Regions from separate parts of the Homo sapiens genome. Here all the other regions are linked to region 2. A link is a loop called in an ENCODE intact Hi-C map of the cell type or tissue named here. Cell type or tissue: OCI-LY7. All regions are shown on one strand. Region 1 has its middle 13 kb from the start of THEMIS2. Region 2 overlaps DNAJC8 (DnaJ heat shock protein family (Hsp40) member C8). Region 3 overlaps SMPDL3B (sphingomyelin phosphodiesterase acid like 3B).

What was found. A loop is a pair of places that touch in the nucleus more often than their neighbours do. Peaks named below come from ENCODE experiments on the same cell type or tissue, not always from the same donor. Only the 100,000 strongest peaks of a DNase experiment are listed, where the experiment ranks them.
Region 1: a loop joins it to region 2, with 8 times the contacts of the local background. A loop is called at or near these places in 38 of 110 quality-filtered maps.
Region 3: it touches region 2 in a loop (8-fold over the local background); 8 of 110 quality-filtered maps call a loop at or near these places.

What each region holds. Positions count from the first base shown.
Region 1 is chr1:27,855,150-27,863,149 of GRCh38, forward strand. No RefSeq gene overlaps it. Among named protein-coding and RNA genes, the nearest start is that of THEMIS2, 13 kb to the right of the region's middle. RefSeq lists enhancers at 1,389-1,683, 7,999-8,000. In OCI-LY7, CTCF peaks have their summits at 3,070 and 3,271; a DNase peak (open chromatin) is centred at 3,092.
Region 2 is chr1:28,205,191-28,213,190 of GRCh38, forward strand. It overlaps DNAJC8 (DnaJ heat shock protein family (Hsp40) member C8), which reads right to left. Exons shown (of 9, transcript NM_014280.3): 4 at 5,381-5,447; 5 at 4,782-4,876; 6 at 3,152-3,223; 7 at 68-159. Among named protein-coding and RNA genes, the nearest start is that of DNAJC8, 24 kb to the right of the region's middle. In OCI-LY7, CTCF peaks have their summits at 3,863 (motif pointing left) and 4,073; a DNase peak (open chromatin) is centred at 3,871; H3K27ac peaks cover 1,104 bases.
Region 3 is chr1:27,935,762-27,943,761 of GRCh38, forward strand. The region is part of intron 1 of SMPDL3B (sphingomyelin phosphodiesterase acid like 3B); the gene reads left to right. Among named protein-coding and RNA genes, the nearest start is that of SMPDL3B, 4.8 kb to the left of the region's middle. RefSeq lists enhancers at 4,657-4,951, 7,532-8,000. In OCI-LY7, CTCF peaks have their summits at 4,746 and 4,961; a DNase peak (open chromatin) is centred at 4,760.

The sequences.
Region 1 (8,000 bases), 350 kb before region 2:
TAGTGAAGATGGTACTGTTGGTAGTGGTGAACAATCACTAAGCACCTGCCTACCTACCTACCATGTATCCATTTACAGCACGTCATCTAATTCTCATAGCCCCAAGAGGAATTCTGTTTTTATCCCCATTTTATAGATGAGAAAACTGAGACTGAGACTAAACAAACTTCCCTATGAGCCCCCTGTACTGAAGACAGGATTGAAACTCTAGTCTGAATCCAGAGTTTAAGGTGGGGATATGCTTGGTCCATAGGTGGCACACCCTTTAGTTTTTGTATTTTTAGTGGAGACGGGGTTTCACCATGTTGGCCGGGCTGGTCTCGAACTTCGGCCCTCAGGTGATCCAACTGCCTTGGCCTCCCAGAGTGCTGGGATTACAGGCGTGAGCCACCGAGTCTGGCCTGTTTTGTAGTTCTTTAAAAGATGTCCAAACTGAACAACTTACTGGAAGTGTGTTAAAGTATGTTAGATATAGCTGAGATGAAGTCCTTCCTGATGAGAAGGTTATGCCATGCATTTTTTTTCTTTTTCTTTTTTTTTTTTTTTGAGACAGAGTCTTGCTCTGTCACCCAGGCTGGAGCACAGTGGCACGGTCTCGACTCACTGCAACCTCCGCCTCCCAGGTTCAAGCAATTCTCCTGCCTCAGCCTCCTAAGTACCTGGGATTACAGGTACGCACCACCACGTCTGGCTAATTTTTGTATTTTTAGTAGAGATGGGGTTTCACTGTATTGGCCAGGCTGGTCTTAAACTCCTGACCTCGTGATCCGCCTGCGTCGGCCTCCCAAAGTGCTGGGATTACAGGCGTGAGCCACTGAGCCACCATGCATTCTTGCTTTCAGAATCTGAGTTGCAGAGTGAAACTTGGATTGGCATTTCAAAGAAGGCACAACAGAATATACATACCTGCAAGGATTTTTTTTTTTTTTTTTTTTTTTTTTTTGAGACAAAAGTCTCACTCTGTCCCCCAGGCTGAAGTGCAGTGGTGCGATCTCGGCTCACTGCAACCTCCGCTTCCTGGTTCAAGCGACTCTCCTGCCTCAACCTCCCGAGTAGCTGGGACTACAGGCACCAGCCACCATGCCCAGCTAATTTTTGTGTTTTTAGTAGAGGTGGGGTTTTGCCATGTTGGCCAGGCTGGTCTCAAACTCCTGACCTCAGGTGATCTGCCTGCCTCAGCCTCCCAAAGTGCTGGGATTACAGGCGTGAGCCATGGCCCCCGGCTGATATTTCATGTACTTTAAGGGCCCGGTTAAGCGGAAGCAGAACTGGGGAGGCATGTATGTGTGGAAACCTGGCTTAGCTGGCGCCATACTTCTGATTCCAATTATGTTTTAGGTGCCCTCAGAGATGAGCACTCCAAGATGGGGCTCAACTGCCTGTTACCCTAATTAGCTCTGGATGACAATACAGATGGATGAGCCCCTTCTGTTCACTCCCAGGATCAGCAGTGGCCTCATACTCATGTGAGCACAGTGCTGCTGAGGGACACAGCCTGTCCCTATCTTGGGACACAGGCCCACCCCGGATGAGAATTGACTGCTGGTTTCCCCGAAATCCTGTGCCTACTGGTGGGCCACCTGCTGAGAAGGGAAGGGAGACCCATGTTCCCCTCCCCGGGGGGGAGACGGTGGCAAATCCTGTGGAGAAAGACATCTACTGACTGAACGGCCCGTTCCCCAGGGGATCCTGGCCCAGGATCAGCTGTTTGATGACCGTTTGCCTAAAATATGCCCACTACTAAATATAGGTCAGAATTTCAGAGTCAAAAGAGACCTGGGAGGTTCTGTCTAGACCCTTCATTTTGCAAATGAGCAAACTATGGCAGTGAGGACTTGCTTCATTCAACTTGGATGGATCAGACGTCTATGACTTGGGCCTATGGAAGTGCACCACCCCTGCTACCCCAGCTACTACAAGAGGCTCACCTAGAGGGAGACAGCCAGGCACTCAGATGCTGTCTAGACCCTTGACAGCTCGAGTGGAAGGATGGAGCCGGCGAGAATAGCAATAGGAATTTATTACCTGAGGCATGTGGACCATGGTTTTCCCAGCAGAGGGGCCACCATGAGAGGGGTGTGGAAAGAGGACATGGGATGGGGGTGGCTGGTGAGTGGGAGCGGGGAGGAGAGCCTACCCTATAAGCTTTGCTAGGGAATTACCAGGAAGGCACTGAAGGATATTTTTCTTAAAAAAAAAAAAAAAAAAAAAAAAAGACATGCTCAGGTAGATGTTTTGGAAAATGCAGAGAAACTGACATCACACACACCCTCACCTAGAGCAGGGGAGGCTTCCTTGGGAAGGTCTCAGCACGGGCAGTGAATGGTCAGGTTCAGATGATAGAAAATCCATGGGGTAGCAGGTGAATAAGGGGTCCCTGGCCTCTCATGAATCTCTCCACGCAGGGAGACAAGCAGGTGTTCTAGTGCTCTCTTTCTCACAGCTTAGCAGATCTAGAGAAAAGTCCAGGTGTTTCAAGAAGACTGAAGACGGCTGGGCTCAGTGGCTCACACCTGTAATGCCAGCACTTTGGGAGGCCAAGGCGGGCGGATCACCTGAGGTTAGGAGTTCGAGACTAGCCTGGCCAACATGGCGAAACCCCCATCTCTACTAAAAATACAAAAATTACCCGGGCATGGTGGCGCACACCTGTAATGCCAGCTACTCGGGAGGCAGAGGTTGCAGTGAGCAAGATCGTGCCACTGCACTCCAGCCTGGGTGACACTGCGAGACTCTATCACACACACACACAAAAAAGACTGAAGAGAGAGTTCTCCGTTAGTTCTGCCTGTGGGAGGGGAGGGGGGGCTTCAAAGAGCATGACATTGGATGTCTCCACGTGGTGGAGGGGAGGGTGCTCCACGCAGGGGCTACTGTGGGAGCACAGATGGGGCAGAGTGGACTAAAGTCTGGCATATGCCGGGGTGGAGGGAAGGTCCTTGAATGCCTGTGGAGTTTGGATGTTCTCTGTGGAGAGGGAATAAAACCATTGCCTGTTCCCTGGAGGGAATTGGATGCTGAAGCTTCTACCTTTAACAGGGGCATGGGTGCAGTTCCAGCCTCTGCCAGCAGGCTGGGCCCTGTGCCCACTTTTGAAAGACCTTCAGGGCTGTGGGGCATGAGATGAGAGAGGGAGGGAAGATAATCTGGCTCACTGCCGGGCACTTTATGTGACTTACCTCCTTAATTCCCCCGGGCACAGCCCTGAGAGGAGGTTGGCAGTGTCTGCATTTTACAGATGGGGAACTTGAGGCTCAGGGTACACAGACCCAGGTCACAGCCCTGGCAAGCCATGCAGTGGGGATTCTAGCCCGGCCCTGAGGTTTTGGAGCAGGGACGGTGCAGGGGAGTCTCCAGCCCAGGCTCCTCCCCTGCTCTTTCCACATCTGTGACAGGCTCTGGATTTTGTTCCCTGAGTTTTTTTCCTTCTCGAGTTCCTGTCCCCTCTGTCTCTATCTCTGTCCCCTTTGTGGTATGTGGGGCTTCAAGTACTACTGAGTCTCCACAGCTGTGCCAGGTTGGGCCTGGGCAGCTCCCCATAGAGGCTGGCGCCCATAGCCAGGGGCAGGGTTACCAGCAGGAAGTGCACCCCTGAGCCCCTCACCGCGGCTCCCAGCCTGCCTGCCTCGGTGGCCCCCACATCCCCGCCTCCCCAATCAAGGCATCTGCTCCCACTGTGCCCCATCCTGTTGGCAGCAGTCCTCCCTCTCCTTTGGGTCACTGGCAGCAGCATCCAGACTCACCATTACTGTCCTCTCCTTCATGGAAAATTAAGCAAACCCTCTTGATTCCACTCCCCGCCAGCTGCCCCAGCCGCCCTCCCATTTCTCTGCTCCACTTTCTGTCCCTAGTTCCTCTCCTCCATTTGCTGTTGAACCTACTCCAGGCAGGCTCTTCCCCCAACACTCGCTCCCTCCACAGTTGGTCATGTTTGCTTCTCTGCGGCCCCTCATTTCCCTCTGAGTGAGAGCCAGCCTCACCCTGCCCTGCACGCCGTCACCCTCCCGTCACCTCTCTGCTTCCCCTTGCTCGCTCCCCTATAGCCCATGGGCTTCTGGCTGCTCCTTCCACCCTCAGGGCACATGCCTGCCCTGCCCCTGTGGCTGGGCCTCTCTCCCAGGCATCAGCAGGGCTCCCTCGCTCCCTGTCCCTACGTTGAGAAAGAGAAAAGCAGGCCCTGACCTCCTGGAGCCCGCCTGGAGCCCAGCGGGGCTTCGGTATTCTCCAGCTGAACCTAAATGACTTCACAGGACATCAGCAACAGACAAACCACCTGGGACCACGATGGATCACGACACAAACAGGGCCACTCCACAGTCATGTCTGAGCACAAATAAAACATGAACAATGTCCAAGCCACAAAAAGGACCAATCATCCCTGCAGTGGGTGTTGACCTGTAGGCCCTAAAACATTCATCCAGGACCTCAGAATGTCACAGTTGAAGTAGGATCTTTGCAAGTGTAATTAAGGTAAGGATCTTCAGATGAGATCGTCCTGCATTAGGATGGGCCCTAATCCAGGAATGACCTAATAGGAGACAGAAAAGGAGGCCGGGAGTGGTGGCTCACGCCTGTAATCCCAGCACTTTGGGAGGCCTAGGCGGGTGGATCACGAGGTCAGGAGTTTGAGACCAGCCTGGCCAACATGGTGAAACCCTGTCTCTACTAAAGATACAAAACAATTAGCCGGGCATGGTGGTGTGCGCCTGTAATCCCAACTACTTGGGACGCTGACGCAAGAGAATTGCTTGAACCCAGGAGGCAGAGGTTGTAGTGAGCCAAGATCACACCACTGCATTCCAGCCTGGGCGACAGGGAAGACTCCATCTCAAAAAAAAAACAAAAAAAACAAACAAACAAAAAAAAAAACTGGAAAAGGAGAAGACGGGGACACAGAAGGAAAGGCCATGGGAAGATGTGGAGGTTAGAATGATCTGTCTACAAGCCAAGGAGCACGAGGATTGCCTCAGAGCTTTCAGAAGGAACCAACCCTACAACACTTTGATTTCTGGCCTCCAGAACTGTGAGAGGATACATTTATGTTGCTTTAACCTGCCAAGTTTGTAGTCATTTGTTACAGCGGACCCAGAAACGAATACAATCCCCCTGTCCTGGCTCATAGGAGACGCTGTTGCTTCTTACTGATCACAGCTCTAGCTTTGGTCTAGTCTTGCCTCCCTCTAGATAAAATGTATTAATGTCCTCAGCCATAGAAATACCCTTGCTTCTGCACAGCATCCAATCCAGAGTGAAGCCCTGCTTTCTTTTTTCTTTCTTTGAGATGGAGTCTCACTGTCACCCAGGCTGAAGTACAGTGGCATGATCTCAGCCCACTGCAACCTCCACCTCTCAGGTTCTAGTAGTTCTCTTGCCTCAGCCTCTAGAGTAGCTGGGATTACAGGCACGCACCCCCATGCCTAGCTACTTTTTGTATTTTTATTAGAGACGGTGTTTTACCATGTTGGCCAGGCTGGTCTTGAACTTCTGACCTCAAGTGATCCACCCTCCTCAACGTCCCAAAGTGCTGGGATTACAGGCGTGAGCCACCATGCCCAGCCCGAAGCCCTGCTTTCTTAAGCACTCAAAAGTCATCTAACCCAAATCCTGTAAGTCCTTTCTAACACAGCTTACTGAGTTGCCCCACAGTTTCCCATGGCATGTGCTATCCCTATGATAGCACATAGTCACGAACCCAACTTACTCAGATGCCCCTCTGTTCCTGGGAGTCTGTGGCTGGAGGGCATTGACAACGTCTTGGCCCCAAGGCTAACATCTCAATGAGGCCAACCCTCCTCACTCCCAACCCCTTATCCCCGACCTCCCACTTGCTCCACTGTTCCCACAGCACCATCCCCTCTACCACACACCACCCTACGGTGGTATCGTTTACTTATTGACTGCATATTGTTTATGGTCTGCCTTTCCCCTCCCCTCACTTGAGTGTAAGCTCCACTAGGGGCAGGGGCTGTTGTCTGTTTTGATTCCCAGTGTATTCAAAATGGCTGGAACAGCCTAGCACATCGCTGGCACGCCATAAAAATTTGTTGAATGAATGAATCGATGTTGGGACAGGAGCAAACCAAGGAAGCGCCTAACCAGCCTGGCCACCAGAAGGCTTCGCTGGAAAAGGGCTGTCAGGGCTGGGATCTGAGGGATAAATAAAGGTTATCCAAGCACAAGAGTTGGGAGGAGAGGCCGGGCGCAGTGGCTCACACCTGTATCCCAGCACTTTGGGAGGCCGAGGTGGGTGGATCACTTGAGGTCAGAAATTCAAGACCAGCCTGGCCAACATGGTGAAACCCCGCCTCTACTAAAAATACAAAAAATAAATAAGAAAGAGTGGGAGGAGTATTCCAGCCATGTGCAAAAGGCTGGGGAAGCGAGGAGGTGTTTCAGGATTGAGGAAATGCAAGTGCTTTGATGTGGCCGGAGAGAATGTTCTGGAAAAGGAAGGCAAGCGATGAGGCTGGAATGTTGTCAGAGGCCAGGACACGAAAGACCACGTCATCAGGAGCTCAGACTTCACCTGAGGGCCATGGGGAGTCCTGGAAGTGTTGAAGCAGGAGGTGATATGTCAGAGCTGCATTTAGGAAGAGCAGAGGGGCCGGACATTGTGGCTCACACCTGTATCCCAGCACTTTGGGAGGTCGAGGCAGGAGGATCGCTTGAATCCAGGAGTTCGAGACCAGCCTGGGCAACCTGGCAAAACCCATCTCTACCAAAAATACAAAAATTAACCAGTCTAATAACCCAGTCTCTAAATAAATAAATATACAAATAAATAAATATATAGGTATTTTTTGTTTTAATAATAATTGTAATTTCCAATATGTTGTGCAAGGAGATCAGAGAGGAAAATCATATTAATTTGATATTTGTGGAAGAATTTGTGCAAATTGTATTTAGTGCCACCACAATGTGAGGATGAAATTTTTTTTTTAAGGAAGAGCAGATGGGAGGGAGGGGACAGTCCCGGGGAGGTGAGGCTGGAGGTGGGAAGACTAGCAGTGAGATGGTCTCAGGGCAAGACAATGTGGCCTGGACCACGCTGGAGAGTCTAGGGAGAAGGAAGAAGACCCAAGGTGCCTCTGGGGACTCTGGCTGGGCATCCAGGGTTTAGAGGTGTCATTCACTGTGGAGGGGAACACAGGAGAGGGGCAGGTTATGGGGAAGGTGCTGAGATTGAGGCCCTTTATGCCGTAGAAATCAGGGCAGATGTGTGCACACCTGGAGCTCAAGACTGGCCTGGACACAGGCTTGGAAGCGGGACAGGGTGAGGCCACATCCCCCACATCGGGGAGGATGATTCTGAGGACTTCTACTTACAAAACTGTAAGAAGAGGGGGCTCAGGTGGCAGGGTTTCAGGGAAGGGCAGAGGGTGGCCCACTCCCCACCTCTCCTCCTCTCTCTGTCCTCTGGGCGGTCTCTAGGTCTCCACTGGCCCCTGCAGCCCCCAGTGGCTGGAATCACTCCCTTGGAGAGAGACCTCTAAACTGACTGCTCCAGGCTTCCTTAGAAAGCAGGGAGGAGGCCCCCCGCACAGATGGCTGCAGCAGTAGCCCCTCTGGAACCCAGCACCCACCTGGAGGGGATGACAGCATGGACCTGGGACTCAGGCCCTAGTTATTCTGGTAAGGCTCAGGACTGGGCCTGAGGCATGTCGCAGTTCACATGGTCCCAGCAGGGCTGCAAGCAAGTCCAGCATAGCCTGCTGGGCTCCTTTCCCCGCACATGGCCCCTCAACAACCCCCACCTTGGACCCTGAGCAGAGCGAGAAGCACCTTGCCCAGACAGGAGAGATGAGCCCCTTCACCTAGACCCCACGGGCTTCGCCCCTCACTCCATTCTGCCTCCTACCTGCCTCTCTTCTCAGCCTTCCAGGCTGGGTTTCCATCCTCTCCTCTGAGCAACCTCACCAGCCTCCTAACTGCCCCTCCCTGCCCTGCCAAGCCATCTTCACACCTAATGCAGTTCACACCACATCACTCATTTGAATCAA
Region 2 (8,000 bases):
CACCAAAGACCAATGTTAGTTAATCTAGGTATTTAAATATGGTTTAAATGAATATACTGATATGTACCTTTCATGCATCTCTTTGGCTTCTCTCTCTTTCCTTTTAATTTCCAGCTCTGCAAAGAGTTTCATTGTCTGTTTATATACAGCTTGTTTGAACTACAGGAAAATCAAGAACAAAAGAAAATCAGAGTAAATATTTTTACCAGCAACTTGAACCATGTACTTTCACCTGGAGTCCAAGATAAAGCAGATTAAAACCTGGCACAGGCTGTGCACCGTGGCTCACATCTGTAATTCCAACACTTTGGAAGGCCAAAGGCAGGAGAATCGTTTGAGGCTAAGAGCTTGACTGCCCTGGCAACATAGTGAAACTCTATTGCTACAAAAAAATTTTTTTTAAAACTAGCGTGCAGGCCAGGCGCAGTAGCTCACACCTGTAATCCCAGCACTTTGGAAGGCCAAGGTGGGCAGATCACCTGAGGCCAGGAGTTCAAGACCAGCCTGGCCAACATGGTGAAACTCTGTCTCTATCAAAAATACAAAAATTAGCCAAGCATGTTGGTGCGTGACTGTAATCCCAGCTACTCGGGAGGCTGAGGCAGGAGAATCACTTGAACCCAGGAGACAGAGGTTGCAGGGAGCTGAGATCATGCCATTGCACCCCAGCCTGGGCAACAAGAGGGAAACTCCGTCTCAAAAACAAAAATTAGCGGGGCATGGTGGTGCACACCTGTAGATCCAGCGTTTCAAGAGGCTAAGACAGCAGGATCACTTAAGCCCTGGAGTTTGAGACCACCCTGAGCAACATAGTGAGATCCCATCTCTACAAAAAATATTAAAAATAAAACATTAACCAGGTGTGGTGGCGCACACTTGTAGTCCCAGCTACTCAGAAGGCTGAGGTGGGAGGATCGCTTGAGCTCAGGAGGTCAAGGCTGCAGTGAGCCATGACTATGCCACTGCACTCCAGCCTGGACAACAGAGCAAGACTCTATCTCTTTTTTAAAAAAGTATATTATATGATAGTCTTACAATGATAGGAACAGAAGCTATTATTATTTATTATTATTGTTTTTGAAACAGGGTCTCAATCTGTCACCCAGGCTAGAGTGCAGTGGTGTGATCATAGCTCACTGCAGCCTCAACTCCTAAGCTGAAAAGATCCTCCTACTTCAGCCCCCAAAGCACTTGGATTATAGGTATGAGCCACCAGAGGTTATTATTAGAATGTATAATATCCACTAAGGTGGGAGGATCACTTGAGCCTAGGAGGTCAAGGCTGCAGTGAGTTAAGATCATGCCACTATATTCCAGCCGGGGTGACAAAGGGAGACCCTATCTCTAAAAAGAATTACAAAAAAATAAGTGAACGTAAGTGACCCAGCCCCTGTCACACTAAGTTAATGAAATCACAATGCCCTCCCTACCAGTTTTTAATTCTTTATTTTCAAGAGTTCTTAAGAACACAGCTTATGTTATTCTACCTTTAAATATTTTTCTCCAGATATAAAGTATTTTAAATAGACATGGAAGTACAAAAGTAATCTGTCATGCATATTTAATAGTGCCTAAATTCTAAAATCAGACACTGGAGCAAAGAGTGATATATGGAGAGAAAGGAAAATAAAGAAGTCCCTAAATCTCTGTGACTTCTCTTTTATCCTGTTACCTGCTAGACACTGCTCACTAAAAGCAATGCTTCAACCCCAGTCCCTAATAAAGACAAACATCAAAGGGATAAAGGAGTCTGTAATGAATAGCTCAGTATATTTAAAAGCTCCATACACGGGATAGACAGACACTGCGATTTTATATTTTTTATATTTCTCTTTTTCCAAATTTTCTATCATTAGCATGTGTTCTTTTATAATCAGGAAAAAAAAAAACAACTGAAAAAAATTGGGCCAGGTGCGGTGGTCCACGCCTGTAATCCCAGCACTTTGGGAGGCCGAGGAGGGCAGATCACTTGAGGTCAGGAGTTTGAGATCAGCCTGACCAACATGATGACATCCCGTCTCTATTAAAAATACAAAAATTAGCCAGGCTTGATGGCGGGCATCTGTAATCCCAGCTACTCAGGAGGCTAAGGCAGGAGAATCACTTGAACCTGGGAGGCAGAGGTTGCAGTGAGCTGAGATCGCACCACTGCTCTCTAGCCTGGGCAACAGAGTAAGACCCCGTCTCAAACAAATACATAAATAAATGTATATTTATATGTTTTAAGTTCAAATAAAATGTTTGTTGTTGTTGTTGTTGTTGTTGTTGTTTTAAGACAGAGTCTTGCTATGTCACCAGGCGGAGGTGCAGTGGCGCGATCTTGGCTCACTGCAATCTCTGCCTCCCAGGTTCAAGCAATTCTCCTGCCTCAGCCTCTCGGGTAGTTGGGATTACAGGCACGTGCCACCACGCCCAGATAATTTCTGTATTTTTAGTAGAGACGGGGTTTCACCATGTTGGCCCGGATGGTCTCGAACTCCTGATCTCATGATCCACCCGCCACGGCCTCCCAAATTTCTGGGATTACAGGCGTGAGCCACTGCGCCCAGCCAAATAAAATGTTTTTTTAAAAAATAAAAATTAGGCCGCGCACGGTGGCTCATGCCTGTAATCCCAACACTTTGGGAGGCCGAGGCGGGTGGATCACCTGAGGTCAGAAGTTCAAGACCAGCCTAGCCAACATGATGAAACCCCGTCTCTACTAAAAATACAAAAAAATTAGCCAGAGGCCGGGCAGGGTGGCTCATGCCTGTAGCCTGCAATCCCAGGACTTTGGGAGGCCAAGGCAGGCGGATCATCTGAGGTCAGGAGTTCGAGACCAGACTGACAAACATGGAGAAACCCCATCTCTACTAAAAATACAAAATTAACCGGGCATGGTGGTACATGCTGGTAATCCCAGCTACTTGGGAGGCTGAGGCAGAAGAATCGTTTGAACCCAGGAGGCAGAGGTTGCAGTGAGCCGAGATCGCGCCATTGCCCTCCAGCCTGGGCAACAAGAGTGAAACTCAGTCTCAAAAATAATAAATAAATAAATAAATAAATGTGAAATAGCATATATTCATCATTCTTTTGGCTTCTGTCTCTGTAACCCACCAATTCGTAGACACAATCACACAAGATACAGTGGCTTTTCCTATATTTAACTCACCAGCTCAGGATCATCCTCCTCTACAATTGTAGGTTTTCCTTCCTTCTTTAATTGTTTTTTTCGCTCTTTCACCTAAAAAGAATTTTTTTTCATCAAAAGACGAGCATCTGTGCTTTGAGAATATCCACTGGGCTGTACACATACAATATATTTAACTTTCTATAGGCACGGGTATAGCAAAAAGTTTTCATTAAAAAAAAAAAGAGCCCCTCCCCTCCCTCCTCAAAAGAACAACAGAATCAAGGAAAATTAGGAACCACAAGTCCTTTTTCTAATCTCATCTAAAATCCAATCTACCAGGAAGAATGAAAGATGAAAGGGGACCAACGGGAGGTTGTCCCCAACTCATCAGATCCAAAAAGTCTTTGAAACAGACTACTTATTTACCTTTCTTGGCTTGTGGTTATGTGTTTAGAGCAAAGCAAATATATCTGTCAAGTTTTAGAAGAAGCTACAGAATCTGTGGCATTATGTCCAAGTAGTTTTTCTGGCATTTCTATAACTGCATTCTTGATCACTTTCACCATGGAACCTCCTTAAACCACATATCATATTAACTGATACTTTTATCACATTGGCCACTACTGAGATAAAAAATAAATAAATAAATATACGAATTCATACAAGAATGACACTACTCCATGAACTAACCAGTCTATTATACCAGCAAAGGCCAAGTACCCTCTAAGCTCAGAAAGGCCCTACTGCCACCCTGTGGTCAGGAAGCCTAAGGATGACTTTCTTACAGGTGAAAGACATACGAAGCCACAATGATTTAAGGAGAAACTGTCAGGCACTTTCCCTATTTCTACCAGGATAGGGCCTACAAGTGCCATTTCCAACACATGACCCGCAGGATATAGTTATGGGCCCTTTGTCTCCTCTTCTTATCCATTTTCCTCACCGAAACTGGATTCATTATTATGGTTATAAAGTTGTCTCAGATTTCAAAGCTCTTCATGTGAAAAGTCATCCAATCACAATTGAAGCAGCTCTTACAAATGACCTCAAGATTCTTGCCCCAGCAAGTAAAAAGTTAAAAGACCTTTCTTACCTTGGGAAAGCCATACTGACATTTCCCACCACATTGGAGACTTATGTATGCCCTCAAGAGCAAACAAAAATAACACCAGCTACAACTCAGTTTCCTTCAACTGAGTTCTTCCCAACTCTGTTATTAAGATGGACATAAACCTCCTCCTATTTTAAAAAAAGTTTACGCCTATCCTCTTGCTAGCCTTTGCCAAGCCTTGTTGCAAACCCTTCACAGGGACAAGAATAAAAATCAAGAGTCAAGAGTCACAGGCTGCTCCACGTTTCCACTCTAAGAATGGGGTAAGTGGCAATATGTGATGAGAGGGAGAGAACAACCCTTTCTCCCCAACACAGGACTGGTAGGGAAAGAGGTAGGAGCAGTGTACCAGCTACTCCTCATCTGAGTTCTTCTCTTAGGGGTGAATTACAGCTTCAGGCACACACTATTCATGACCACCACAGCAAAGTGGTAGAGAGCACAGAAGTAGCCACAGGTTGTGCCAGTAGGCATTACTATGTTCATATGTACCCTTCTACAAGGTGCCCAAGGCTTGCTGATACTTCCTGTAAACACAGCAGCACTATAAATACTTACAGTGTGTTCCACGTATTCTTTTCCTGCCTGAATTACATCCAGGGCCCTCTTCTTTTGCTCCTGATCCAGTAGCAACTTGTAAGCTTTGTCCACAGCTAATGCAAAACATTGAAATTAACTGTTTCTGCAAACACCCTCTGAAAGTCTGAACTATACTCAGGCAGTGTAAATGGACTTGTGCTCTCTAAAGCATTCCCTACTTTAATTATTTACTGTCGTTAAACTAAGTTAAAAAAAACATTCAACTATAGCAATGACTTTCCTTAAGAGCCTTGGAAAAAATTAAATATATACTCAAGGCTAAATACACTACATCTGGATTTAATTCAGTGATAAAATTCTTTATGTTCAAAGAAAAAAAATGATCCTATGCAATAACAGTCTTTGTTGGCATATAAAAGTTTTAACAAAGCAAAGTTAAGGTCTACTTCTTAAACAACAACATTCTGCTTTGAAATGGCAACTGCTCTACTGAAAACCACAGCTTCTTGGTGACCAGAAGACAAAACTATAACAGTCTTTGCTTGATCTAGGACAAGGAACAGTTAGGCCCTGCCATTCACAATCTAATACTCAGAAGCAGGTAAATTTACAAATACCTTCAAAAGCCTTTTGTGCTCTGTCAGCATCATCTTGATTTTTGTCAGGATGCACCAAGATGGATAACTACAATAAGAGAAAAGTTGGGGTTGTCAATAAGGGAAACATTTACTAACTTCCAGCCTGCCCTGTCTCGTTACAACCAAAAGCTCTAAGGTCCTACGGCAAAAAGAGACTCTTAGCAAAAGCATTTAAAAAATTAACAAATCTCTTTAAATGCCCAGAAATACTGATCTTTAACAAAATTCAAGCACCAAAAGGTAAAGGTACAACTAGGAAACATTTCAGGTTTTAATCACAAAGTTGAGACCAAACATGCCAGGCACAGAGGCTCACGCCTGTCATCCCACCACTTTGGGAGGCTGAGGTGAGAGGATTACTTAAGCCCAGGACTTCGAGACCAGCCTGAGCAACATAGCAAGACCCTGTCTCTACAAAAAAAAAATTTTTTAATTACCCAGACATGGTGGTGGTCGCCTGTAGTCCAAGCTATTTAGGAAGCTAACGTGGGAGAATCACTTGAGCCTGGGAGGTTGAGATTGTGCCACTGCACTCCAGCCTGGGCAACAAAGTGAGACCCTGTCTCCAGGAAAAAACAAAAACAAAAACAAAAACAAAAACAAATGGAAGCCTAGCACTATGAAGATGTTGTAATAATTTGGGGGAGGAGGGAGACTGAAAGGTATCAAGTTCCTATTATGTTCCTTATGCAGGTTGAGCACCCAAAATCCAAAAGGCTCCAAAATCTGAAACTTTCTGAGTGCTAACATGATGCTCAAAGGAAACGCTCATTGGAACATTTTGAATTTTCGGATTAGGGATGCTCGACCATTATGCATTCTGCAAATATTCCAAAATCTGAAAAAATCTGAAATCTGAAATACTTCTAGTCTCAAGCATTTCAGATAAGGGATACTCAACCTGTACTAAGCACTAAGGTGGCTAAAGCAGGTATGAGACATCAACTCTCTCCTAAAAGAACTCCTAATCTAAAGCAGTTTCTCATTCTGCCTGTGCTCCAACCCTGTGAAGCTTCTGAAAAAGACAACATTCTAATTTCCACCCTCAGACCTTCTGAGTTAGTCTTTGGCATCTGCACTTTGTAAACCTCTACTAGACTGGGTTTCAGATGATCGTAGGGAATTAGCCCTTATTTTGTTAGGTGGGATAAGTGATTATGCAAGAAAATGTCCTTTTTTTGGGAAGGGTACAAGCTGAAGTATTTAGGGGTAAAGCATCATGGTTTATTGCAATTTACAATGATTCAGCCAAAAATATATAGTTAAATATATAGTCAGTGTCTGCCAGGAGCAGTGGCTCCCGCCTGTAATCCCAGCACTTTGGAAGGCTGAGGCTGGCAGATCACTTGAGGTCAGGAGTTCGAGACCAGCCTGGCCTACATGGTGAAACCCCGTCTCTACTAAAAATACAAAAATTTGGCAGGCACAGTGGCACACATCTATAATACCAGCTACTCAGGACGCTGAGGCAAGAGAATCACTTGAACTCAGGAGGTGGAGGCTGCCGTGAGCCAAGATCGCAACACTGTACTGCAACCTGGGTGACAGAGCCGGACTCCGTCTCAATAAATAAATAAATATATATATATATATATATATATATATATATATATATATATATATAAATGAAATTAACTATTCAATATAGATGGTGGATACATGAATATTCGTTGTTCTATTCTTTTTTTTTTTTTTTTTTTTGAGACAGAGTGTTGCTCTATCATCCAGGCTGGAGTGCAATGGTGCTATCCCAGCTCACTGCAGCCTCAATCTCCTGGACTCAAGTGATCCTCCCACCTCAGCCTTCTGAGTAGCTGGGACTACAGGCACGGCTAATTTTTGGCTTTTGCTGTTGTTGTTTTTCGTTTTTTGTAGAGACGGGGTTTCACCATGTTGCCCAGGCTGGTCACGAACTCCTGAGCTCAAGCAATCTGCCCGACTCAATGTCCCAAAATACTAGGATTACAGGCATGAGCCACTATGCTTGTCCATTCTTTTTTCTATATAAAATTTTTATAATAAACCAGCTAAAAAAAAAAGAACTTTCATAGGTAATTCAGATACTCACAGTTAAAAACCATGACATATTGTCAATTGACAGAAACCAACTAGTTGGAACCCAGGGAACTATGTCGGGGAATGAGAACAAATGGGAATCTAACGCTCCGTTCAGCATTACTGGAACCATTATGCTGGGTTCTAATTCCAACTTCAATCACCTACTAGCTATGAGACCTCGAGCAAATCACTTAACCTATCTCTGCCTCCGCTTCCTGCTCTGTAAATGAGATAATACTATGTACCTATATCTAATTGGGCTGATATAAGAATGAAACAAACAATGCAAGTAAAGAAATTAGCAGACTAACACACGCTGACAATAGTTAGCATATAGTGAGGATACATTATGTGCCAAGAGTTACTCTAAATGCCTTCTGTGTAATACATCATTTAAATTCTTACAACAAACTCATGGGATAGACACCATTATTACATTTTACAAACGGGGTAACAGACACGGAAAGGTTAAATGTAACTTGCTCAAGTTTACACTGCTTGTTAAGTGGTACAGTCAAGATTTAAACTAGTTGTATAGCTC
Region 3 (8,000 bases), 270 kb before region 2:
AGACGTCCAGAGAAGAGCTGTCAAATCAGGTGACACTCAAGTGGAGCCTTGAGGCAGTGAGTGGGGGAGCCACATGGGTGTCCAGAACATTACAGGAAGAGAGGACAGTGCACGGGGTCTGAGGTGGACACACAGGAGATGTGCATGAGGAACAGCAAGGAAGCCCGCGTGGCTGAAGCAGGGTGGGCAGGACAAGTGGGGGTGAGGTTGGCAGATGGTGGGGTGGGGCAGGTGCCAAATCATGGATAGCCTCGAAGACTCTCTTGAGGACTCAGACATTTTTCTTTCCACGTGCCTGTAGATAGGAAGGACGCAGGCTTTTGCTCAGGGTGAAATGGGATGTCATTGGAGGGTTCTAGGCACAGGTGTAATCTATTCTGACTTCTGTATGTTTAAAAGGACCCTTGAGGCCAGACGCAGTGGCTAACATCTGTAATCCCAGCACTTTGGGAGGCTGAGGAGGGTGGATTGCTTGAGTCCAGGAGTTTGAGACCAGCCTGGGCAACATAGCAAAACCCTGACTCTACTAAAAATACCAAAAATTAGCTGGGTGTGGTAGTGGGTGCCTGTAGTGCCAGCTACTTGGGAGACTCAGCTGGGAGAATTACCTGAGCCTGGGAGGTTGAGGCTGCAGTGAGCTGTGATTGTGCCACTGCACCCCAGCCTGGGTGACGGGAATGAGACCATCTCAAAAAAAAAAAAGAAAATGAAAGAAAAAAATTCTCTTTATAGCCCCTCTGAAGTAGGTGCTAATATCATTATACCCATTTTGCAGATGAGGCAAATGAGTCTCAGAGGGGACATTGCACTTGCTGAAGATCTCCCAGCTGGGAAATGGCAGGACAAAGCCTGTGCCTGGCTGTACTATGCTTCATGTCCTCTTGGGATGGTGGGGTTTAGAGGTACTATTTTTTTCTCTTTTCTCCAAACTTGCTGGAATGTATTCCTTTTAAAGTAAATTTAAAAGGAATTCCGGGCCGGATGCGGTGGCTCACGCCTGTAATCCCAGCACTTTGGGAGGCCGAGGCGGGCGGATCACGAGGTCAGGAGATTGAGACAATCCTGGCTAATACGGTGAAACTAAAAATACTCTACTAAAAGTACAAAAAATTAGCCAGGCGTGGTGATGAGCACCTGTCGTCCCAGCTACTTGGGAGGCTGAAGCAGGAGAATGGGGTAAACCCGGGAGGTGGAGCTTGCAGTGAGCCGAGATTGCACCACTGCACTCCAGCCTGGGCGACAGAGTGAGGCTCCGTCTCAAAAAACAAACAAACAAACAAACAACAACAAAAAAAGGAATTCCGCAGCACCTGTAAGGTTTTTCCAACTCCAGGTGTCTTCCTGAAGCACAGGTGGATTCTGAGACAGGGGATCAGACAGCATCATCCCTGCTTTGCATTAAACTGTGGGATTTCTGCCTCCACTTTCCTTAGCCAGGAGCTTGGGTGGATGCCAACTTGCTGGCTCCTTCTCCTCCTACACATGTCCTGTGTAACATTTCGCTCCTTCCTCAGCTTCTAACTGCAGAGAAGCAGACAGGTTCTTCCCCTGTGGGTTAGCTTGGTAGGAAAACACTCCCTGGAAGGCCAGCCCAGGGCTGAGGGAGCAGGACCAGGGCAGGAATGGTAACACCTACCTCTGGAGCTATTGTGAACAGAGGGTATTCACTGTAGGTGGTCCGTAAATGTAGGTTTTAACAAATGAACTCCATGGGTTTTGGAGGGCCTCCATTTACAAAGGATGAATTACAATTGTGTTTTGGGGCTAATGCTAGCCTTAATAGCAAAGGACTGAAATAGAGACTGAGACCATTGTGTGGTGTGGGTTATAGGCAATAACAGACAAAAGCCACTGAATCACAGGAGTCAGACTAGGAGGGCCTTCAGGGAACCTCTGTTCAGTACTTTCATCTTATACTTGAGGAAACGGAGGCTGAGGGGCAGTGTGGCCCAGGGAATGAGTCCTAAGGCTGCCTTGCTCACCCCACAGCCAGGTGCTCTGTATAAGAGAACTCTTTTACCTGCACAACTGAGGCAGGAGGTGGGACTGGACTCCAGAGGCAGGGCTTTGACACCAGACCAGATTGAGGACTAGCTAAAATACGGCCTGGGCAAAAGCAGTTTTCAAACACACCCAGCAGTGTGGCATGTCAATTTACCTTTGCAATGGCAACACCCAGGAGTTACTGCCCCTTCTATGGCAGTAACCCAATGATTTAAAAGTTACTACCCCTTCCCTAGAAATTTCTGCATAAATGCCCCTTAATCTCCAGGCAATTAAAAGTGGGTATAAATGTGACTGCAAAACTGCCCTGAGCTGCTACTCTCTGCCTCTGGGGTAGCCCTGCTCTGCAGGAGCAGTCATGGAGCTGTACATCACCTGTTCACCAAAGCTGTTTGCTTCAACCTCAAGCTTGCCCTTGAATTTTTTCCTGGGCAAAGCCAAGAACCCTCATGGGCTAAGCTCCACTTTGGGGCTCACCTGCTCTGCATCACAAGCATCCCTCTGCTGGGTGCATTCTAATCCTCATTTTATAGATGAGGAAACTAAGGCTCAGCTCTGAAAATCCCTTGCTTAAGTTGCCACTGCCTGTATGGAAGAGCCAGGATTCAAAATAAGATGTCCCTGATTGCAGGTTTCATGCATGTCCTTGCAGAAATAACTTACTGCCTGAAGCCAGAAAACTTAGGTCCTACCTGTGGTCCTGCCTTTGAATACCTGTGTGACCTGCAACCTTTATTTTACTGTTTATAAAATAGGGATGTTAGCAGAGGAGAGATTAAATGTGATGGCCTTAAGTGAGATCATGCCAGGTACATTGTAAAATGTTGTAAAAGTTTAAGGAGGCATACACACAGATGGTCCCTGACTTACGAAGATTCCACTAAGCTGTATGATGGGGCGAAAGCCTTAGGCATTCATTAGAAACCACACTTCGAGAAGCCATACAACCACTCTGTGTTTCACTTTCAATTCAGTATTTAATACATTGCAAGAGACATTCAACACTTAATTATAAAATAGGTCTGCATCAGATGATTTTGCCCAACTGTAGGCTAATGTAAGTGTTCTGAGCTCCTTTAAGGTAGACTGGGCTAAGCTACGATGCCCTTTGGTAGGTTGGGTGTGTTGAATGCATTTTTGACTTATGATATTTTCAATTTTGGGGGACGTAGCCCCATTGTAAGTCAAGGAAAACCTGTATATATCTCCAAGGCCATGCTGGTAGGTGGTGGCAGAATATAGTGCACTGTGATCATTTCCATTCTGACGTGCTCGGCATCCCCGGTCTGCCGCTCACTCGCTCAGTTTCCTCATCTGTAAAATGAGTACATCTTAGGATGCATTTCATAATGTTGTCATGAGGCTGCATGGATAGAGTGTGTGGCACAGTGTCTGGCATTCAGTAGGTGCTAAATGAATGGCAGATGCCTTCCTGCCCCCCTGTCTCCAACCATAAGGGAACTCACCTTCTAGCCATTTTAAGAACTTAGGTTTTATAAATGACTATGACTATGGGAGTTCTCCCCACCCCTATCACAAATCATACTAAAAAGATCCCATATCATGTATGATTTTAATTTTTTTATCTTATTTTTCTTTTTTGGAGACAGGGTCTCTATCTGTTGCTCAGGCTGGAGTGCGGTGCTGCAATCATAGCTCAAGGTAACCTCAAACTCCTGGACTTTAGGGATCCTCCTGCCTCAGCCTCCCAAGTACGGAGAAATTAAATTTCTTTTTAAAAAGTAGCTGAGTGTGGTGGCATATACCTGCATTCCTAGTGTGGTGGCTCATACCTGTAATCCTAGCACTTTGGGAGGCCGAGGCAGGCAGATCACTTGAGCTCAGGAATTTGAGACCAGACTGGGCAACATGGCAAACCCCACCTCTACAAAAAAGTACAAGAAAATTTGCCAGGCCTGGTGGCACGTGCCTGTAGTCCCAGCTACTTGGGGGACTAAGGTGGGAGAATCAGTTGAGCCCAGGAGGTTGAGGCTGCAGTGACCCAGGATCACACTGCTGCACTCCAGCCTGGGTTTTTGTTTGTTTGTTTTTGTTTGTTTGTTTGTTTGTTTGTTTTTGTAGAGGCACGGTTTTGAACTCCTGGCCTCAAGTGATCCTCCCACTTTGGCCTCCCAAAGCACTGGGATTACCGGTGTGAGCCAATGCATGTGGCCCATGAGATTTTTAATATTGCTTTTGAAATGAATTGTTGATTTTGATGACTTACTTGATATTTGTAATTTTTGTCTTTCCTGCACTTTTAGAGTCAATGCATTTTTTTCCAAGTCTCAGATATTTCTGTGGGCCTTGCAGAGCTATGAGGCCTTGGGCCCTATGTCTGTTGTCCCTAGTGAGCATAAAGGCCTGGTGATCCCCTTTGGTGAAGGAGGAGGCGGGCCAGGACACTTTTTGCCTGCCCAGGGACGCGCTGTGCCCACCAGTCCTCCTCTTAGAGATGGTCATCTGGGGCAGACAGGCTCTATCTTCATCTTGTTTCCCTTCAGATGTCCTGCCTGCCCTGCCCCTGCACTTTACCTGTGGACAGTAGCCAAGGACACGCTGGGGCTGGCTGGGTAGAACGTGGCCACTCCCCACCTTGTCCTGTCTCTCATGGTGAGAGGGGGCCTTGTAGAACCCCCCAGGAACCAAATGTGGAGTAACCACTGCTTCCCATTTATGAAATCATCTCACATTTCTCATTTTAATTCTCACGAGGGCCCCAAGGGGTAGGGGGCGCTGTTATCTTGATTTTACAGAGGAGGAAACGGGCCCAGGGGAAGGTTCCGCTGTTCACACAGCTATGGGGTGGTGCAGTAGGACTCCCTCCCAGGTCTGTGGCCTCAGCTACTCACTGTACTCAATACCAAATTTATTTATCTTCTCAGTAATAAATGAATAATAATGATAGCTGAGATTGGTGTACCTTTCTATAAAACTCAAGTTATAGATGAATACTGTCTTACTGTAAAAGGTCCAAGCAGTGCGAATGTAGAAAGCCTCTTAACTTTAACAAGATCCCCAGTGAAGCATCTGAACAGTAACATTTGAGAAGTTCTGGTCTAAAGGGTAAAGCATTAAAGTACCCAGGCGCCCACACCTCCCCAGTCTCACTCCTGGCCCAAGGGGTAATTGCAGGTAACGGTATGGTGCGTTGGGATTGTCCTCTATGAGCCCTTTCTCCTTCACTATCTTATTTGATGCTCACTGAGAGGCAGGCCAGATGTCAACATCCTCTAGCTCAGTGAGGCCTGGTGGCTTGCCCAAAGCCCCTAGGCAAACACATGGAAGAGGCTGGATTAGAAACCAGATCTCCCACCTCCCCATCCATGGTCCTGACATGCTAATTAGAGCTTAATTATTTTGATGTAGGGCCTGGAAGCTGATGGATCCCATATTCTTATGGAAAGCATGTATTTATTATTACAGCCACCTTCTGGGCGGCGGGGGGTTCCAAGTCAACAGGCATGACGACATTGTGTCTCAGCTTTGGGGTCAGAGAGGTCTGGGTTTGAGCCTTAGTTTGCTTATCTATGCAGTGGGCATAAGAATCCCTATCTCACAGACTGGCTGCCAGGATGAAATAAGACCAGTGTATGAAAGTCTGGGCACCTATCCAACACTGTCTGAGTGCCTACAATTCTAACTGGCCTCCCCACAGCCTTGTTCATTCATCGAATGTGCATTTGCACGTCTTCCACGTCCCAGGCACCCTTCTAGGCACTGAGGACATAGAGGTAAACAAGACGGGCTTGGTGCTCTCATGGAACTGACATTGTAAACAGGGAAGATGGACAATAAGCAAGCCAACAAGGTAAGTTCACATGTGATAGTGCTCTGAGAAAAAGGAAGCTGGGGAAGAAATAGCGACCAGACAGGCAGGAGAGGTGGCACTTGAGATGAGGTGGTCAGGGGAGTCTTCTGAGGAGGTGACCTTGGGGCAGAGGCCTGAATGAGGAGGAGGCAGCCGCATGATGATGTGGGAAGATTGGGCGAGGCCATGGCGTAGTCAGGGAAGAGGCCCTGTGAGGAGAAGCAGCTTGGCTGAGGGTGGTGGGTTGGGCTGAGCTGACAAGGTCGCTGGGATCTGCACTCCCACAATGAGGAGGCTGGACCCCAAGGAGTTGGAGCTGCCCACCTGGACCCCAAGGAGGTGGAGCTGCCCGCCTGGACCTCTGGCTCTCTCCACCATTCTGTCCACTAGCCTGGCCTCTCCTGGAGTCAGCACACACACATGCACACACACAGACACACACGCACACACACATAAACACACATGCATGTACACACACCCTTCAGCAGTATGTGCCAGAGAGGCTGGAAAGTAGTTTCAGTTCTACACACTGGCTGGAAAACGACAACTGACAGGTGAGATGAGGAGTTTCTGGAGTGGAGAAATGTTCCTGAATACTTTGAGGGCTGACGTCAAAGGGGCCAAACTGCTCAGTGTTTGTAGTTAACTGAGAAAGAGCCAGCTTGAGGCAGGGGAATAGCCTCTTTCTCTGTCTGCAGAGGAAGCGCAAGGACCATGTGCCCAAGAGAAAGGCAAAGGGCCTCCCCCAACATCCATCCTGGCCAGCCTGGCTCCGGGCTTGGAAGCAGGTGAGAGCCACTCACGGTCTCAGCTCAGGGACTTGGGATGCCCAGCAACTCTGCCCACCAACTAACTGGTATGAGGCAGTTCATTCCTTTACTCTGGCTTGGGGTTTTGTCACTGTATTCTTTTTAATTTTTTTGAGACAGTCTTGCTGTGTCGCACAGGCAGGAGTGCAGTGGTGCAATCTCGGCTCACTGCAACCTCCGCCTCCTGGGTTCAAGCGATTCTCCTGCCTCAGCTTCCCAAGTAGCTGTAGCTGGGATTAAAAGAGTGTACCACCATGCCTGGCTATTTTTTTGTTTTTTGTTGTTGTGTTTTTTTTTGAGATGGAGTCTCGCTCTGTCGCCAGGCTGGAGTGCAGTGGCACAATCTCGGCTCACTGCAACCTCCGCCTCCTGGGTTCAAGCAATTCTCCTGCCTCAGCCTCCTGAGTAGCTGGGATTACAGGCGTGAGCCACTGTGCCTGGCTGAATTTTATTTTCTGTAGAGACGAAGTCTTGCTTTGTTGCCCCTGCTAGTCTTGAACTCCTGGCCTCAAGCAATCTTCCTGCCTTAACCTCCCAAAGTGCTGAGATTACAGGTGTGAGCCACTGTGCCACCATGCCTGGCAGGAATATATTAGTGATCACAATATGTGTGGAAAGGTTAAATTTTCCCCATTATAAACAAAGGCTCAGTTTGGATAAAAAATAAAAATGTGGGAATATGCTGTCAACAAAAAGACCCATCTAAAATAGAAAGGCACTGGTTTTTAACCCCTTTCACAATCACATCTTCCTGGGAGGGATTGGAGCCCAGAGATCCCCATCATTTACCATGTGATCTTAGGCATGTTGACCTCCAGACCTTAGTTTCCTTATCTGTAAAGTGGGATAATGTTCCCAGGGCTCTGCGGAGAACACTGTAACAATGCATGTGGGAGGGATAATGATTTGCTTAATCAGCCATTTACACTTTAGTATGAATGTGTTTCACATCCTTTCCTGAGACTGTTTAGATCAGGAGAGGTGGGGAAAAGCTCAAGAGCATCTGGGAGGGAAAGTCAAGGAGTGAGGGTCAGGGGCCAGCCTTTATCTGCAGGCTGTCCACTGAATGTCCTGTGGCCTGGGTGGGGCCCTGGCTATCCAACCCTGAGATCAAAAGAAGTCCAGTCTCCCAGGCCCAGACACAGCTTCTTGGGGCCAGTGATGTTGACTTGTGGCTCTAGGTGACACAAGAAATGGGGGAGGAAGTGATTGCAATAGCAGAGGGTGAGGAAATCCTGGGCGTCATTCTTGTTTTATCGAGAAACAGGATGAACAGAGGCCAGATCTGCTCAACCCTCCTTCAGTAAGCAGTCATTGAAACAACTTGTGCTGGCCAGGTGCGGTGGCTCACGCCTGTAATGCCAGCACTTTGGGAA